Regions from separate parts of the Mus musculus genome. Here all the other regions are linked to region 2. A link is a loop called in an ENCODE intact Hi-C map of the cell type or tissue named here. Cell type or tissue: gastrocnemius. All regions are shown on one strand. Each heading gives the region's core, and the rest is flanking DNA. Links, peaks and the distances in the headings are about the cores only.

Region 1 (4,884 bases), core at 1-2,500, 240 kb before region 2:
AAAAGGCCAAGTCATAATAGTAATCCTTAAATGATCTGGTCACTTCTTCTCCCTGTCCTGTACAGATAAGGACATCTACTAAGGTCTAGAGCTGTCAGTGCTTTCAGCCCTGTGTAAATCAGTTGCTAATGGAAGCAGAGGCCACTTTACACTTTAGCTCATGAAGCGTTTTGTGATTTCAGGTAGATCTGTTGGGTATAGCAGACCTAGCGCACTTACTCCTGTTCAAGGAGCACCTCCATGTCTTCTGGGATGGACTCCTCTGGAAACTTAGCCAGAGCACCTCTGAGTGAGTACTGGGTCCTCCAGGGTTCCTCCATATCCCAATAGTTTGCCCTCTCTCTTCAGCGGACTCTGCTGTGGTAGGCAACCTGAGTTTTTTAAACCAAGTGCTGTCTCTGCGTTCACTTCAGTGTCTGCAGAGCACCTAGGACAGGGAAAGGAATGGCCAGCTGAAAATAAGACATAGACCTGCTCAGACTTTAGGGCATTTCTTAGCTTAGAAATAGAAACACTTTAGAGGAATAAGTTTTCTAACCAATTGGTGTTAGTCTTTTTAACAGCTGTGTTTATCAAAAGTCGGTTGTCTTTTGAAGAGTTAAGTTTCCACATGGTATACTGAGTTTAGATTATTATCTATTAAATGATAAGGTAGAACCAAACCACCGAGCAGTCTCCTGGTGCAGAAATAAGTGATCTCTCAGGTCTGCTTGGGAATTTGTCAGACACCTTACATAGCGCCAATGGCTTCCCAGCATAGGCTCACCAAGTAGTGACGCACTGCATGCCAGTTCTAAAGTTGGTTTTCATTTTAGATCAGTGTTGAAGACTGAATGTCCCTTCCCTGCTTTCATCTCCAGAACACTAAGTTGTATTTTCCTCATTTGATTCGGAAATTTGTCTCCTGCATGTATTTTTAAGATAGGTTTGATCCTGACTTGCCAGCTCAGGCCTTTAACCCCAGCCCATGGAAGGCAGAGGCTCGAGGCCAGCCAGAGCTACACAGTGAGACATTGTCTCAGACAGCAACAGAAATAGATAAGTTAATGAGATTGCTGAAGGGTACTTTGAGATGTGCAGGGCTAAGAGGCATCTTGGTCTAGCTGTGGACCTGCTGGTGTGGTTAATGGACACAAGCAAAAATAGATGGCTGGGCCCGCCTTTGTCAACCCCCTGCTCTACAGCAGTGCGAGTTTTCAGATAAGAGAAGGAGAGTAAGAGCAAGGCACCTTAACCAAGGTTGGACGTCAGAGAACTGAGGATGGCGGAGCCTGAGGTGAGGGGATGTTGTCATGACCTGCAGTGAGAAAACTGGCAGGGAACGAAGTTTCTTTTTCTTTGACTGTGTGTGGATAAGTGCTAGCGGGTGTCACTGCACCGGAGTGGCCAGGATCCATGGGCTCAGGCGAGAGTGGATTTCCTTCTTCCATGTGTGTTCAGGGCCACCACAGCAGACTGATTTTTGTAGTTCTTCCCTGTGCCTTCAAGAGTGTTTGAATGATCTCCAATCTTAGAGTTCTTGGTATTACCATATATCACTTTGGCATGTTAGTGTCCTGCTGAGTTAAACCCAGAAAGAATTCTAATTTTCACATGCCCAATCTTGATAGAAATGATTTTTTTTTAAATTTTCTTAGGCTAAAAGACAGTGAATTGTGGAATAAATTCTTTGTGCGGATTCTGAATGCCAGTGACAAGTCCACAGTGTCTGTTCTGGGGGAGCTGGCAGCAGAAATGGGTGGGGCTTTTGATGCCACATTCCATAGCCACCTGAACAGAGCCCTGTGGAAGCTGGGGAAGACAATCAGCCCGGAAGCTTTGCTCACTCAGCAAGACAAGCAGCCAGGCGGCTCCCAGAGCCCTGCCTAAGCCATGGGTATGGTGAAGAACTGGTCTGGGGCTGCTGTGATTTGTTTAGAGCACACTTAGACACATCAGCAGTCCTTCACTAGGGGTCACTCTCAGTAGCACAGCTTTCAGCCAGGTGGCTGTGCCCTGGCAGCCTCATCTGGTTTATTCAAAAGGTTTCTGTGCAGACAGCTGCTTTTTAGCCCTCTGGCTTCTGCCTTCTCTCTTTTGTAATTTTATAACATGTACTCTCCTTTCACTGTGTATTTTATAATAAAATAGTTTTTGTTACATTTCTGTTGCTGGCAATTCATCTACACTTGCAAACTAAGGTGATAAATGGCTTCATTTTGGAGAGGACTTACTCTACGGTGGTAGAAACTTATGTATCCCAGACTTAGAGCAGCTGCCTTTGGGTTATAAGAAGGCAGCTGGCCGGCCATTTCTTCCGTCTCTCTCTGTCCTTCTAGAGGGTGTCCAGAAAGAAGCAGGTAAAATGACACACACACACACACACACACACACACCAGCTTTCCTTAAGTTCAAAGGTACCGGCCTTTGGGGACAGAGTACTCAGCAACCTGTCATGCAGGACACAGGGCTGCTGAGGGGACAGAGACCATTTTCCTTAGGTGTCAGGAAAGCAGGGGTCAGAACAGAAAGGACTGAAGTGGGGACTAATATGGAAAACAGTAAGTCTGATGGAACACTGTGCACCCAAAGGGGCGCACTGGCTGGGTGTGTGGGGGGCTGTGGGGGTGTGTGTGTCATTAAGGCTTTTGTTTCTTCAGTAGGATAATAAGCATTTATTTATTTATTTCACACTAAAATGTCAGTCACCTGATGTCCACTCGTGCTGGTGCCTGAGTCTCCTCTACTTGTCACCATTGTTGCTCTAAGCTTGTTAGAGAGCAGATTCCCTAACTAATCTCTCAACTGAAACACTTGGGCAAATTCGACAGGGTAAGCCAGAAAAAATGTATCTGAAAGACAAAGAAAGTAAATATTTTCCTTCAACCAAAATACAGTTCTGCAAACATCTTCAGTTTGCTTCTTATACTGAAGATAATAAATGATGAAACTGCCTTTCTGTAATCAAGTCCTTCTTAGTCCCCAGTGCCCTGTATTGCCCAGGAAATTGAGAGCCTTTAACTTAAGTAAGCTTCTACCTAGTGAATACTTCAGCAGTCTAGGCAGCCAAGTTGCTGTATGGGCAAATCTTGTTTCTGAAAGTACAAGCAGGAGTGGGAGGAGCCAGGACACCCTGCAGCTCTGTTCACACCCCACACCTCACCCCATACACCCCCCACTCTCTGACCTCCGCCAACTTCAGCCTTTGAGGACAGGAAAGGATGTCACTGCCAACAGTGCCTGTCATCAACAATGTCTGCCATCGCTTCAGTTTTCTTTACAAAAGCATAAAACCACAAAATAGAACCCTTTCCGTTTCCCTTTCATTTTTGTTTATTTTTAAGCTAAGATCACTGCAGGGCATAGGCTGCCATCAAACCCCAGGTACTCTGGTCACATTCCCCAGAGGGCTGGAATTTCAGGGGCCCACCCACCAGACTCCCTCATATTTGATGCCCATTGTCTTAGGAAAAGGAAGCCTTTGTTTTGTGTAGAGGCTACAGGTGGCTTTGATCTGGTCTCATGAAAGCAAGAAGAACAGAATGCTGGGCCTGGGAGAAGGAAAGACAGATGCACAACTGGGAAGAACAGGACTTCTTTCTCCCCGTTTGGAGGAAGACTGTGGAATAAGCTCTCCCCATTCACAAAGCACTTTGTGCCCTAACTTGCTTGGGGCCCTGTTAGAGGCATCCTCCTCACAAGTCAGAGTGTTCTAACTGATGCCAGACCCGAGTCTGGAAGTGAACTCCTTCCTTCCTGCTGGAGGAAGTTGTGGCCTATTGCTCGAGCTGTGATCTCAGGCAGGTAGGAAAGTCTTTCAGGGTTAGCACAGGCCTTCAGAATAACTTGTTGATGTCTTAAGGTGAAAGTCTAAGGCAAGGCCAGTGAAGGTGCACTCTTCATTGGAACTGAAAACAAAATTCTTGCTCTACCAAAAGTTACTCTATTCTGACTTCAACAGCTCCCTACGGAGCAGGTGCAGCATGCTTTTAACATGACTGACTTTGACTATAATGAGGTCGGAGGCATGGAAGCTGAGTATTTACCAAGGTACAGATGTGTCTGGGTAAGAGCGCTTACCACTAAGCCTGATGACCAGAGTCCTACCCTCTGCATGGTAGAAGAGAGAACAGACTCCACAAGTCATCCTCTGACTCCATACATGTGTGTGTCACACGAGCCCATACCTACACACACATACCAATACACACATACCAACACACACATACCAACACACACATACCAATACACACACACCCACAATAAATAAAACCTTTTACAGATCAGCGAGAAAGGACGAACCACATAGCATCCAGGGCTGAAACTGAGACCTAAAGCTTGAACTCTGTCCCCAGTGCCCCGTTCAGTGCCTTAGCGTGAGTTAAAGGCTGATCCAGTGTTTGCCAGCACGCAGGTCAACACCTTTTCAGCCCCTCTAATGCCTTCTAACCCCCTCTGGTGCCTTGTGCAGAGAATATACTTTATATCCATATGCTATGATCTAACCTCTTGTACTCCTTGTTCCCCAAATCAATTTGGGTAAGTCAATTTAAGAAAAGATAAAAAAAGATAATGACTCAAGTAGCTCAGGCTTGATCTCAGTATGTAGCCCAGGGTGGCCTTGAACTCCTGCCTCCCTCTCCCAAATGGTGGAGTTACTGGCCTGTTCTACTACAACCAGCCTGAGATGGCTTTAGTGTTCTGCTTGGTTCCTTGCTTTTCCACTCCAGGACTGGCGGGATGTGGAGCCGAGGAGTTGCTGATCTTCTGCAGGTGTTTGCATCACCTGCCGTCGTTATCATCTCAGGTTCTAGTCACTTGCTTCTCCCCCACCCTCCAGCCATCTCAGAACTCATCTCACATGGCCCCAAGTCCCAACGAATTTGTCGTAGTCTACAGAACACT
Region 2 (7,656 bases), core at 2,007-4,506:
TAAGGAACTCCTCTGTAGACCAGTCTGGCCTTGAGTGCACAGAAATTTGACTGCCTTTACCTCCCGGAGAGCTGGGGTTAACGGTGTGTGCCACTACTGCCTGGGCTTTTTTTCCCCCCTGTATTTCCTTTAAAGCAGAGTCTCTGAGTTGATGGTATAGCTAAGGATGACTTAGAACTTGTGATCCTCTGCCTCTACCTCCTGAGTACTGAAAACACACCTGTTTGTATAATGCTTTGAATCCAGGAGATTGAATCCAGCCAGAACTTTGGGTGTGCTAGGTGGACACTTTACAGTCCCAGCCCCAGATTTTGTTCTTTCTTTGTCTGAGTCCTGGGCACCTGGGAAACTTTCTAGGCCAGCCCTACTGTGCCTTCCTGACCCAACCAGGCTCCCTCGATGCCTTTGCTTCTGTTTAATCAACCCTCCGGCACAGCCTGTATATCTGGGGGTGCTTATTGGTTCAATCAATAGACCAAAGATATTCAGAAAAGGCTGGGCATGGTAGTGCATACCTGTATCCCAGCACCTGGGAAACTGAAGCAGGAGGATTGCAATGAGCTTGAGACCAGCCTGGGCTACATAGTAACTTCTTGGCCAACCTGGGCAGTAGCTCAGTGTGGTATCCCCAAGCATACACAAAGCCCACAGCCCAGCACTGTATTAACCAGATTACAAGTTAATCCCAGAACTCGGGAAGTTAGAGATGAGAGAGTCAGAAGTTCAGGTCATCTTTGGCTATATAGTGAATTGTAGGCCAACCTAGGATATGACAGACCCTGTCTCAAAAAGGAACCGGGAGGAAGAAAGGAAGGAAGGGAGGGAGGGAGGGAGGGAGGGAGGGAGGGAGAGAGAGAAGGGGAGTGGAGGGGAGAAGGGAGGGAAGGAAGGAAGGAGGAAGGAAGGGGGAGGAAGGACATGATCAGAGAAGAGAATTACATCCGTAGCTTGGGATTTTGCCACACTGAATAAAGGACCAGCACGATGGGTCCTTGGGTTGAGGAGCTGGCTGCTGAGCCTGGCAGCCGAGATTGGTCCTCAAGACCCACGTGGTGAAAGGAGAAAACTGACACATCATACACACTGTCCTCTGACCTCTACATGTATGCCAGGGCACATGTGTGTGCACACACATGTACACAAATTAAATAAATGTAAAAGAAAAGAAAAACTGTACCTGAACTGCACATAGACCCCTTTTCTTGTCCTGATTCCCTAAACATTCCAATATAACAACAGTTTAAATGGTACTTATGTTGTATTAGATATAAAAAATAACCTAGAGATATTGAAAATATGAACTGGGGTTATAACTCAGTGGTAGAGCATTTGCCTAGAGTGTGTGAGGCCCACACTCAGTCCCTAGCAGAGAGACTGGGAGGGAGAGCGGGGAGGGCATCGCATGCGCATAGGTTATATGGGAAGGAGCCAGTCCTTGACCATCCTGGAGGGTCTGTTTGCTTCCTCACATCACCCCCTGCCTTCAGTTCTGTCCTCTCTCTTCCCACATCTGCTTCACAGGTGGAAATGGCTACATCAATGACTTCCCCATGGGCCGCTTTCTACGAGATGCCAAACTGTATGAGATCGGAGCTGGGACCAGTGAAGTGAGGCGGTTGGTCATTGGCCGAGCTTTCAATGCAGACTTCCGCTAGCCCTCTGCGGCCCATCGCCCCCTGGTCCCAGCACCGAGAGGCCTTTCTTTGGAAGCAGAGATGTGGCAGCCCTCTGACCTGTCTAAGGAAGCTCTGCTGCTCAGCTGCCCTTCTCTGTCAGCCCTCTGCCCCGTGTGAAGTCGGATTCTCCAGCCGTTCCGGGCAGGAAAGCCTAAAATGACTGCTAAAATGACTTTGGCTTTTTGGGGGGTTTGGGGGGAGGGTGGCAGTGTCTGTGCCATTGCTTTCTACATCTGAATGTGATGACCTGACCCTCCAGGTAGCATCTGACAGGTACCCGACTCCTTTTCTTGGGCAAGCCTCTGGCAGGGTGCCCTTTCTGTTCAAGGGTAACAGAGGCATTACCCCTTTCAGTTGTCAGATACTTGTGGTCTCATTTCTTGAGGAAAAGGCAAAAGCCATCTCCTTCTTAACTGTTTCTCCAAGAGCTAGACAGCTCCAGAATGCCTATGGCAGACCCAGGAAGGACAGAGTCCACAGTCCAGGCAAGACAACACAGAAGATCGGCTCCCTCGTGTACCTGAGTCTGTCTGCATCACTCTGTCACAGGCTAGCACTGGGCCTGCTCATGTGACCTTCTGCAGCTGACTGGCCAGCAGACACAGGTCCTGTGGCCCAGCCCAGGTTGCCTGGCTCCCCTCCAGCCTTGTTGCCTCTGTATATTTCTCTAGACACCCTGTGGCTAATTTTATTACAACTGCACAATGTCTGTTGCCATTTTGTATTAAATATACTGCAAGGTAAACCCTTCTGCGCCCAAAGCCGTGTTCTGCAGGAGAAACAAGCCACTTGCTATGGTCCTGTCTGCATCCAGAGAATGTCCTTGAAGCGGCCTGCCCTTCAGTTTGCCCTTTGGGAATGGGATAGGAGGCCAGAATAGGAAGTCTCAGACCCAGATCTCCTGGTGACTTTTCTTCTTGTTGTGTGTGAAATTGTACCTAGGCTGTGCTAGGCAGGCACTGCACCACTGAGTCAGCTCCTTGCCCTACCAACTTCTCCATGGTTTTATTTTAGTCTCCCTGTAGCCGAGACTAGCTTTGAACTAAGACCCTGAACAGTAGATCTGCCCCTATCTCTTGAGTGCTGGGATTACAGGCAACACCCTGTGCTTTTTCTTAAAGGAAAGGGGGAGAAAATGGGGGGGGGGTGTCAAGTGTGGGAAGACAGGAGGAGAGTCTTAAGTTTCTGGAGGATTTTGAGAGTTTTTTTTTTGGGGGGGGGTTGCTTTTGATTCAGAGTCTAACTGTAACTCAGAATCCTCCTGCCTCTGCCTCCTGACTGCCAAAATTATATACATGAACCACCACAGCTGGCATATCTGAGTTTTGTTTCATTTGTCTAGCTATATAGCCCAGGCTGGCCTTGGACTCAAAGATCCTCCTCTGCCTCCCTAGTTCTGAGATTAAAGGCACGTGCAACCACCACACCCAGCTCAAACTCTGCAAGGTTGTTTTGTTCTTTTAATACTTGACTTTTTCAAGGTCAGAATTGGAGCTAGGATCCTAATGGGCTAGCAACAGGGACATCCCAACCTTGGGCCTCCCAACCTTGGGCCGTCACAAATAGCGCCCAGGCCGTGGATTACCACATTCATGTGAGTTCCCAAAAATAAAGACTGTTTTTCCTGGCTCCCAGCCCAACAGTCTTAGCCTAGGTGGAGTGCTGAGGTCTGAGACAGGTGGAGTCAGCACCTTAGCAACCCCACACCCGTCCCATCTTAAGAGGGGGTTCATGAATGCAGTAGATACACTGACCAGCTGAGGAAGATCCCTGGAACAACCCACAGAAGATGATCAAAATGAGGCAGAGGACCTGCACGCCTGCAAGATTGTCACCAAGCCAGACAACCTGGGTTGGAGTCCAAGAACCCATATGGGGGATGGAGAGTTGCCCTCTGACCTCCATAAGTTATCAGAAGGCAACATGTCACCCAGTCATGCCATAGGAACCCTACCAACGAGAGTGTGCCCCAGAAGTTCACCTGTTAAAAACCTCAGTCCCAGCCATTTGTTAATGGTTTAGGTAGTAATGACTTTAGTGGCTTTATAAAAGGGAATCTTAAACTAGTGTGCCTGCTCTGTCGTGTCAGGTCTCCTACCATGTTATCAGGCAAGAGAAGAACACTGGAGTTGGGAGCGCCATGCTTTTGATAGTCAGCCTCTGGAACCATGAGCTATAATTACCCAATCTGTTTGTATCCAGCTATAGCAACTGAAAGGAAGAATGTGATTGTTTTTCTGAATTTTTTTTTAATGTGACACACAAGAAATGTTTTTAAATAAAAGACAAAATAAAAACTATGTCTGAAAAGTGGATGGGAATAGTGGGGGTGGGACGCTGCTAATGAGAAGTGTTAAGTGTAGCCAGGTCTTGTGCCTTATCAGAATCTAGTGACAAACACCTGGGCTCCCTAGGGAGTGACACTGGGCTAAGGCAGCTATATGGGGGTTTTTGTTTGGTTGAGTTGGTTTGGTTTTGGTTCCCAACCCCCACCCACCCCGCTGATAATCCAACTTGGGCCTGGAGAGAGTTTCTCCCCAGGGACCAGAGTCTTAGCCCCACATCCCAGTGGTAGTCCCTTGTAATATTGCTTCACTTCACACATCCACTCCTTCCCTGACCTTTGCAACCAACTGAGTGCTCAAGGCAAGATTGCTTAAGGATGCAAAGCCCTGCTGGGTGAGTTGCTCAAACCTAGGAACGACGGGTGAGCCAGCCACGCTCTGACGCCCGGGAGGCTGGGTGGGGCCCGAGCCGGAGTAAAGCAACAGCACACAGAGTGGAGAGAGCGTCTAGCACACAGCGTGCCCTGGTGGGGGCTGGAATCCGCATGGCCATCGGTTATCTGCTTATGGCGGATCTAAAGTGCTCTCACTTCTTAAGACTCCTGCCTTAAAGCTCTGCGGGCGGCCGATTGCAGCGAGGACTCCCGGGACCCGCTCAGTCAGCGCTGCGTGGAGCTCGCCTGACCCCTACCGGCCATCCGCGGACTCGCAGGCGCGGTGACTTTCTGGACGCTCCAGTTTCCCACTCGTGCTCTGGATGCACGGTTTCCAAGACTGAAATTTCCCCAGAATTTGTATTTTACTAAATGAGAACATTGAAAGATCACTATCCACTATCACCACCATCTCATACAAGAAGGCCAAACAAAAACAGGGAGACCATAAACAGCAAAGATGAGTGTGGTATTCTTTTAAAAATTATGGTCAGAGTTTAAAAAACTGTAATTTTTTTTCCAAAACTTATTTTATGTGTATGAGTATTTTTCTTGCGTGTGTATATGTGTTCTGCTTGTTAGTCTGATACCCGCAGAGACCAGAAGAGGAGCTGGATTCCCTAGAACGATGTTATGAGTTGCCTTGTGGGCAGCGGGGAAACCCATTCAAGGGCCTCTCAATGAACAAATGCCCCTAACCCGGGGGAGCCGTCTCCCCACCCTCCAAAACAATGTAAGTTTTTAAAAGTTTATTGAAGAGGAAAGCCTGTCCCCTCCTTCCCCCTGTACCATTCCCCCAGGACAAAACTTCTTTTGAATCTGTAAGGAGTTCCTTTTTGGCTATTCATGCTTCTAAGTGCTCTATTGATTGATTGGTTCGATTGTAGGTCCTCCTAAGGATACTGTTTTAATGTGCATAATTGTCATTTATGACAATCTTGTTATATGCTCATATTTTTTTCACTATCCAACAGGCATTTAGACAAGCCCCCAGATAGATGGGGGGTGTGGGGGGGGACAGGGCAGGAGCACATACCAGCCTCTTCTTCTGCCTATATTCCACTCCACAGTGGAGGAACTCAGAGCCACACTATGCAAGGTGGGGGCTCTCCCCTACTGTGCTCTACCTACTTCCTCTAACCAAGAGCCATTCAGAATTCGACTTCTCCACACCAATCCAACTTGCCTCCCTTCTTCCAGTCCAGGTCGCTGAACTGCACCTCCACCCTGAGCCAGAGAGAACAATGGAGCCTCCTCTGATGGAGCCAACCATGCATCCCAGCACATTTAAGGTCAATACAAAGGTTACACTGGGCATAGTAGGCATCTTGTATACCCAAGCACTCAGGAGCCTGAAGGAAAGGATTACAGTGACGTTGAGGCCAGCCTGAGCTATATATCCAGTTCAAGGCAAGCCTGGGCTACCTAAGTAAAAGGACTGGGAAAGTGCCCCCCAAATAAAGACCTAACATCTCAGTAGAGCTCCTTTGTCCCAGATGCTTTGGAGACTGAAGCAGGAGGATCACTTGGGGCCAGGAACTTGAGGCTACCTGAGCAACACACTAGACCCAGTGTTAATAAGGAAGCATGGTGCTGCGTGCCTTTAACCTCAGCACTTGGGAAGCAAGGTAGGCAGGTCTCTGTGAATTCGAAGGCTAGCTTAGTCTAGAGAGAGCTCCAGGTCACACAGGGCTCTGGAGACCTTGTCTTGGGGGAGGGGGACCTAAGGATTAGCAAAGCAAACACAATTTGGGTCTATCTTGACTCTTTCTGCAACTCCCCTCTCCGCTGCTGAGCACAGCAGCTGTGGTTGTACGCAGTCTTCCCTGCCTTACTCTGGCCTGGGCCTTTGCCCCAGCTGGTTTCTCCATCCAGGAAGTCCTTCCAGCTCTGTGCTGTGCCCTCCCCTAAAGCCTCACTGCAGGCTCCCTCCAGAAGAACTCTCCAGCCTTTCTTCTCCTCTCTCCCCACCTCACCCACAGCCCACTCCCCTTCCTCCCACCTTGGCACATGAACATCCAAGGGCGCACGACACGTTCAAGGGCAAGGTGGGCATTCTCTTCTTCATGCCTGCCACCTGTTTCCTCCAACAAGGGACAGCTCCAGGCCACAGCTTCTGCTGTTCTAGAATTCTAGAACTGCTCGGCAGTTCGAGTACGCCTGCCCACTCTCAGGGAGAGAGGCTAGCCTCATTTCTCCCAAGTATTTCTTGGATGCTGGTTGCTGTTAGATTAACTAGAGCACTCAGCCGGAGGCAGCCCCCCATCCTGCACCCCATCCTGCACAGTGGGTTTTATTATCTGATGTACCCATTTCTCTGCCTTTAGGCTGTAAACTTGAGGGCTAGCTCTGGGATTGCACTTGTCTATGTGGGAACATCAGCAGCAGCGTCATGTGATGCCTGGCCCATGTGTTGCTGACAACATTGGTTATTTGTTCTATGGTCACCTTATAATACTGTTAGATTTTAGAGGTCAAAAATCATTTCCTGCCAGATACCATCGATGGCATGTGTCCATAGTCCCAGCATTCAGGAGGTCGAGGCAGGAGGATTTCATGTTTGGGGCCAGCCAAGGCATTGTGGTGAGACAGAACAAAACAAGCAAGCAAACAAACAAAAACCTACAGTAACAACAAAACCCTCCCAGTTCTCTGAACCTGCAGCAGGGCCAGTGCTTGCAATAGGTACTCAGTAGCTAAGTTCATGCTGGATGAGGGAAACAACAGGTGGGCCGGAGCCCTGGCCTAATCCAGAGTTGGCACAAACAGCGGAGCCAGCCGGCTTCGCCTGACCCTGCTCTCCCCATCCCTTCCCACCCGGGAGTAGCCAGGGCCCAGCTGCAGAGGGAGGCCCTCACTCCCAATCTTCCTCTGACCCACTCAGAGAGGAACCTTGGCCCCTCCTCTGCCGACTGGGGACAGAAAATAGGGGGGCAGAGGAGGACCACACACTGCTCTTCCCTTCCACGGTAAAAATGTGCACATAAGCAGGCACATACGTGCAATGTCAAAAATAAGAGGCAGAAGCAAGTTCTGTGGTTTAACCAGTGACCCCGTCATTTGAAGGACTGAAGCAGGACTGCCAGTTCCGGGCCAGCCTGGGCTACATAACAAGACCACGATTTTTGTTTTGTAAATGAGTCCAAATGAGCCCCTGACCATTTTATTTTATTGCATTGCATTTCACTTCATTTTATTGTGTTGGGGTGGAATCCAGGGCCTTGGTCTTACCAGGCAAGGACTCAGCCACCAAGCTACACC
Region 3 (4,884 bases), core at 1-2,500, 180 kb before region 2:
TTGCCCTCTCAGTGTTCTCTCCAAAGATCGAATGTGAAGCTCCGCACCTTCCCTCCTGCCCTTTTGCCCGCTGGGCCAGGCCGGACCTGCCCCCCTTGGTTTCACTCCCCAGAGTCCCAGTTGCCTTTGGGATGACAGTGACCCCTTCTGCAGGTTTGGCCCTTTGTTATTTGCACAGGGATGTTTCTAAGAAACGCGGAGAGTGGTGCTCTTGGCCGCAAGCCAGCAAAGCCGACAGGCTGCTGCAGATTTTTAAAGGCAGTGTCCACAGTGACCTGGGGCAACCAAGAGGGTGCATGCTCCATCTCCACATGGACACTTGCTATTCTCAACTGAAGCTTCAAACCCTGGAGTCCCAGAGGGCCACGGGGAAGGATTTCGCTGCCTGAATCCTTCTTCCTCCTCTGGTCTGACTTCTGGAAGCCCCACTTGCACCTGTTTCCTGTCTGTTCCCTGGCACTGCCTCGCCCTAGAAAACCTCTACGGAACTGTGAATAGCCTGTGTGTAGACCATGAGAGCAGCCAGGGGGGAATCTTCTGAGAGAGAGTGGGGTTGGCAGTAAACGTGGTTCCATTGTCCAGGATGTAGAGAACATTCTCTCTCTCTCTCTCTCTCTCTCTCTCTCTCTCTGTGTGTGTGTGTGTGTGTGTGTGTGTGTGTGTGTGTAAACTTCCCCCAGTGGCCCAGGTCCTTCCAGTCACCCACAGAGAGCCTCAGAAGAGCTGTCCACCTCTTTTCTACCAAGCTCCATTCTGAAGGAATCTGCTTTTTGGACCTGGCTTTCTGCCTCTCAAGTCTCATGTTATTACCTAAACAGGGAAGGGGTGTGTGTATGTCAAGTCTAACACATGCTGGGGGCCCTCAAAGTTTCTGAGTTTCTCCCATACTGAGGCAGGAATAGTAAGGGAATAAACTTTGTTTTACCTGTCAGCAACTTCTTAGCGGCCAGATCAGGGACCCCTCCTTTTCAGAACCCTGGGCTGGGACAGAAAGGTGAACCACCTCCCGGAGGGGGTCCCTCATGCCGAGCGAGGGATGGGCACCTCCTCTGTGAGCCTGCTGCCCCAGCTGTCCTGTTGATACTTCCCTGCCTCCTTGACCTCCCTCCCTTCCCACCTTCCTGGCTGTTGTGAGACAGGGAATGCCAAGGAAGAACTCTAGTGTCTGGACCCGATCCAGATAATATTTTTAGACTCCTCTGTTCCCTGATGACCTGCATTAGGGCAAAAAAAAAAAAAAATTGCAAGGTCTTTTTTTTTTTTTTAAGGGTCAGAGTTTTAAAAAAACAAAAGCATCCTTCCCTAGACATTTTTGTGACTTGTTTGCACTTGTGCCTGTTTTAAATTAAACTAAATGTTCGAACCTTTGGGTTTTTCATTCTCTGGGATTGGAGCCAGGCTTTCTTGGAACTGGATGCCCTTGGAGTGGGTGCCTGGTAGGGCTCCTCTGTGGTTACTTGAATCCACAAATCACCCAGCTTCTTTGGCTTGGACACCTAGAATGAGGGCCGAGGAAGGAGGAGCCGGGACGTGGAAGGCCCTGGGGCTGGAAGAAAGGGCGAAGAAGGCTCTGGTCAGGGCCGAGGAGCCACCAGGCGGAGGTGTGGGGGAGGGCCCTAGCAACCCAAGGCCACAGAGACTGGCCTCATTCAAGGTTGGTTTCTCCCTTCTCCTGGTCTTCAGGCTGCCCATAGAAAGTTCCCCGAAAGCAGCCCATGTTCCTTTCTTAAAACTGAAGGACTCTGACATTTCAAAAGAGTAGGGAAGTGACCAGAGACTTGGGTTCTAGCCCTGGGGTTGGGAAGTGGCAAAAATATCTTTTAACTTTTACTCCGACAGTGATTCCAATCTTCCTTTTCTGAGCTCTATACTCAAAACAGTGCTCATTGAAACCACTTAACTTGGAGCAAGGAGCCAGCCCCAGCCCCAGCCCCAGCCCCAGCCCCAGGCCCAGCCCCAGCCCCAGCCCCAGCCCCAGCCCCAGCCCCAGCCCCAGCCCCAGCCCCAGCCCCCCCAGCCCCAGGCCCAGCCCCAGGCCCAGGCCCAGCCCCAGCCCCAGCCCCAGCCCCAGCCCCAGCCCCAGCCCCAGCCCCAGCCCCAGCCCCAGCCCCAGCCCCAGCCCCAGCCCCAGCCCCAGCCCCAGGCCCAGGCCCAGCCCCAGCCCCAGCCCCAGCCCCAGGCCCAGGCCCAGCCCCAGCCCCAGCCCCAGCCCCAGCCCCAGCCCCAGGCCCAGGCCCAGCCCCAGCCCCAGCCCCAGCCCCAGCCCCAGCCCCAGCCCCAGCAGCGGTTCATTGGTTCATTGAGAAGCAGCCCCCATGACTTGTAGAATGGCCATGGCCAGGGCTGATGAAGGTAGGAAGTACCTCCAAATCAAGTGTGTGCTTCCATCTTTTCAAAGGAAGCCAAGAGGCAGCAGTGAGCAGGAAGGCAAAGAGAGGCCAGGTCTCCAATGCAACAACACTGGGTTTATTAGCTGTGCCTCCCCTGCCAGTCTTTTTCAGCACATCGCTCCAAATGCATGTGCCAACGTCCTTCATACCCTTCCACACCAACCAGCGCTAAGTGCCAGTGGCTGGGGTGACTGACTCTTCACAACGACGATGATGACGACAATAACAGGAAAGGCAGAATATGCAGCAAAGTCTTTTCCTACTGCAGGAGGGGACGAGGGAGGACCACAGCCTCAGTATACCTAGAGCTAACAGGAAGTCCAGAGCGAGTGAAGTGTGCTGGAGTTCTGTACAGAGCCTGCTAAGGCTTAGCTAAGGCTAAGGGCAGACAACAAGGCCCACAACTCAGTTGAGATGGGAAAGATCTACAGTGTATCAGAAAAACCATTTTCAACCACCCATGTTCCAGCAACTCCACAGACCACAGACAAGAGCAATCATTTACCCAACAGAGACTGACCAAAGTGACGTTCCCACAGGGTACATATCAGTGACACTGGATGGTTGGCAGCACCCCTGACACAATGTGTGAGCCAAATGCCACGGTGCTTGTAAGCCAAAAAATTGTATCCTTACACCATTAAAAAAGTCACTAAAAGTAAACATAGTTGAAAATAGAATGTGAGGGACGAAGGGTCAGAGGAAAAACACTATTCACTTGGAGTGTCCCAGCCCTGACCTCCTCTGACTTTTCAGACACTGTGGTATACTGTTCGTCTGCCCCTCGGGGTGAGAAAAGGCAGGTGTATGTGTGCAGGTGTGTGGGACAGAGGCCAGGAGTGTCTGTGTGTGTCCGGGTGGGGTGGGGTGGCAGAGAGATCATCCCAGAATGAATAGCAACTGTCGTAAGACAACACAAATGGTCAGGTCAAGGCTCAGAAGTCATAAGGGTTGGCAGCTCCAGTTGTTCTAAAGACAGCAGGCGATCTTCCAACAGTAGCCTTAGCTTGCAAAATAACTTGGGGTTCTTGGTAAAGGGGTCTTTGCTGGGCTTCTGAGCACTTCTTACCACACCCAGTGCTGACTTTCCTTGTTCACTGTTCCTCACTTCATTGAAGTGAAGTGACTTCAAGTATCCGGATTTAATATTTTACAAGAGGAACACGCTTTATGGGTAAAAAGCACACAGAGGGAGAAGTTACACATCAATGATCTCCCGAAGAAAGCCAAGTCTGAGCTCCCGGGGCGCAGCGGGGAGAATGCAGAGGTGCCACTAGGGGGCAGCAAGGATCACGGTCCCAAATGTGGGCTGGCGCGCGGCCTCGGACGTTAGCGAGGGAGGGCAGGAACTGCGGAGCTCTCTGGCCCCTGCAAAAACTGGTTTCCGACTTCCTACGCTTCAACCGCAGACCCAGTTTCTGAGCACCAGCATTCTCTCTGGGAAGTTCTCTCAGAGATACTGGTGAGAAACCTTTCCACAAAGACGATCTTCCACAAAGATCAACGTCTTCAAAGACTTTATCGCAGACAAGTGAGGGACTTAAATGCTCACTCTTCGGGGTTCACAACTAGAAACCCGAGGTACTATCACGGCCAGAAAACCTTCACTGCTTTGAAGCAGGAGTTTTTACCCCACCCTGCTGGTACAGATTTTCCACCAGGAGTTAGCACTGACACTGGGGTCGTAGAGCATGCAATCTGTCAAACTCCTTTCTTCGCCTTCTCTCTGAGGAGGTACAGTGTTGGAGGGCAGGGGCGGAGATGGAGAGGACAAAAGACTTCGCGGGGAGGGGGCCTAACTACTTCTCCACAGTTGCCTCTGACTCACTAATCTGCCCAGTAATAAAAGCTGGAAGCTGGGCTGGGCCAGCATCCCACGCGGTGGGGCCCAGGCAGGGGTCTTTGGTCTTGATCTAGCATCCATCATCTGCCCTGCCCTCCATTAACAGCCCAGCAAGAAGCAGGAGACGTTTAGCAGCCCCCTCCTATGCTCTCTCGGGAGTTTGATGTAATTTAGACCGGGACCTGCAGTTCGTGTGGGCTCTCGACTCCCGCGCCCGTCGCCGTTTAACGTGGCAAACACTACAGTCAATTATCCCCCTCGCTGAGGTGCTATTTAAAGAGACGTTGTCAGGTTCTTAAGCCTCGGATCAGACCTGCTGCTTTCTGCTTCATACACAAAGGCTCAAAACACGAGTTCTTTTGAGGGTTGGGAGAAATACAATTAAGCAAAAATCCTTCCTAGCTGTTCCACCCTCTTGGAGCACCCACGTGTGGAATGGGGGAGCTGGGAGGAAGGAGGGGGTGGGGTGCTATGTCCTTTCCATTTCAGGCCTCTGGGACTAAGTGGAAATATAAGTAAGGCTGGGCCAGGAGAAGGGAAAACATTGATCCTCAAAGATGAAATTCAAACGCAATCATTTGGGGGGTCAAGCAGGCCCAGAAGCCAAGAGTTAGTAGGGGCTTGGGGAAGCAGTGACCCACCAGTATCAAT

Evidence for each region. Peaks named below come from ENCODE experiments on the same cell type or tissue, not always from the same donor. Only the 100,000 strongest peaks of a DNase experiment are listed, where the experiment ranks them.
Region 1: it touches region 2 in a loop (5-fold over the local background); 29 of 42 quality-filtered maps call a loop at or near these places.
Region 3: it touches region 2 in a loop (8-fold over the local background); 16 of 42 quality-filtered maps call a loop at or near these places.

Annotation. Positions count from the first base shown.
Region 1 is chr2:118,639,451-118,644,334 of GRCm38, forward strand. It overlaps Bub1b (BUB1B, mitotic checkpoint serine/threonine kinase), which reads left to right. Exons shown (of 23, transcript NM_009773.3): 22 at 183-289; 23 at 1,638-2,142. The coding sequence ends at 1,869. Among named protein-coding and RNA genes, the nearest start is that of Pak6, 22 kb to the right of the region's middle. In gastrocnemius, for the core only: no CTCF peak of the experiment used is centred there; no DNase peak of the experiment used is centred there.
Region 2 is chr2:118,878,932-118,886,587 of GRCm38, forward strand. Ivd (isovaleryl coenzyme A dehydrogenase) reads left to right here. Exons shown (of 12, transcript NM_019826.4): 12 at 1,522-3,978. The coding sequence ends at 1,655. Among named protein-coding and RNA genes, the nearest start is that of Gm32798, 5.0 kb to the right of the region's middle. In gastrocnemius, for the core only: no CTCF peak of the experiment used is centred there; a DNase peak (open chromatin) is centred at 3,421; H3K4me3 peaks cover 295 bases; H3K27ac peaks cover 257 bases.
Region 3 is chr2:118,696,658-118,701,541 of GRCm38, forward strand. Pak6 (p21 (RAC1) activated kinase 6) reads left to right here. Exons shown (of 11, transcript NM_001033254.3): 11 at 1-1,363. It overlaps Ankrd63 (ankyrin repeat domain 63), which reads right to left. Exons shown (of 1, transcript NM_001081971.1): 1 at 2,446-4,884. Among named protein-coding and RNA genes, the nearest start is that of Ankrd63, 4.9 kb to the right of the region's middle. In gastrocnemius, for the core only: no CTCF peak of the experiment used is centred there; DNase peaks (open chromatin) are centred at 174, 1,028 and 1,516; H3K4me3 peaks cover 482 bases; H3K27ac peaks cover 558 bases.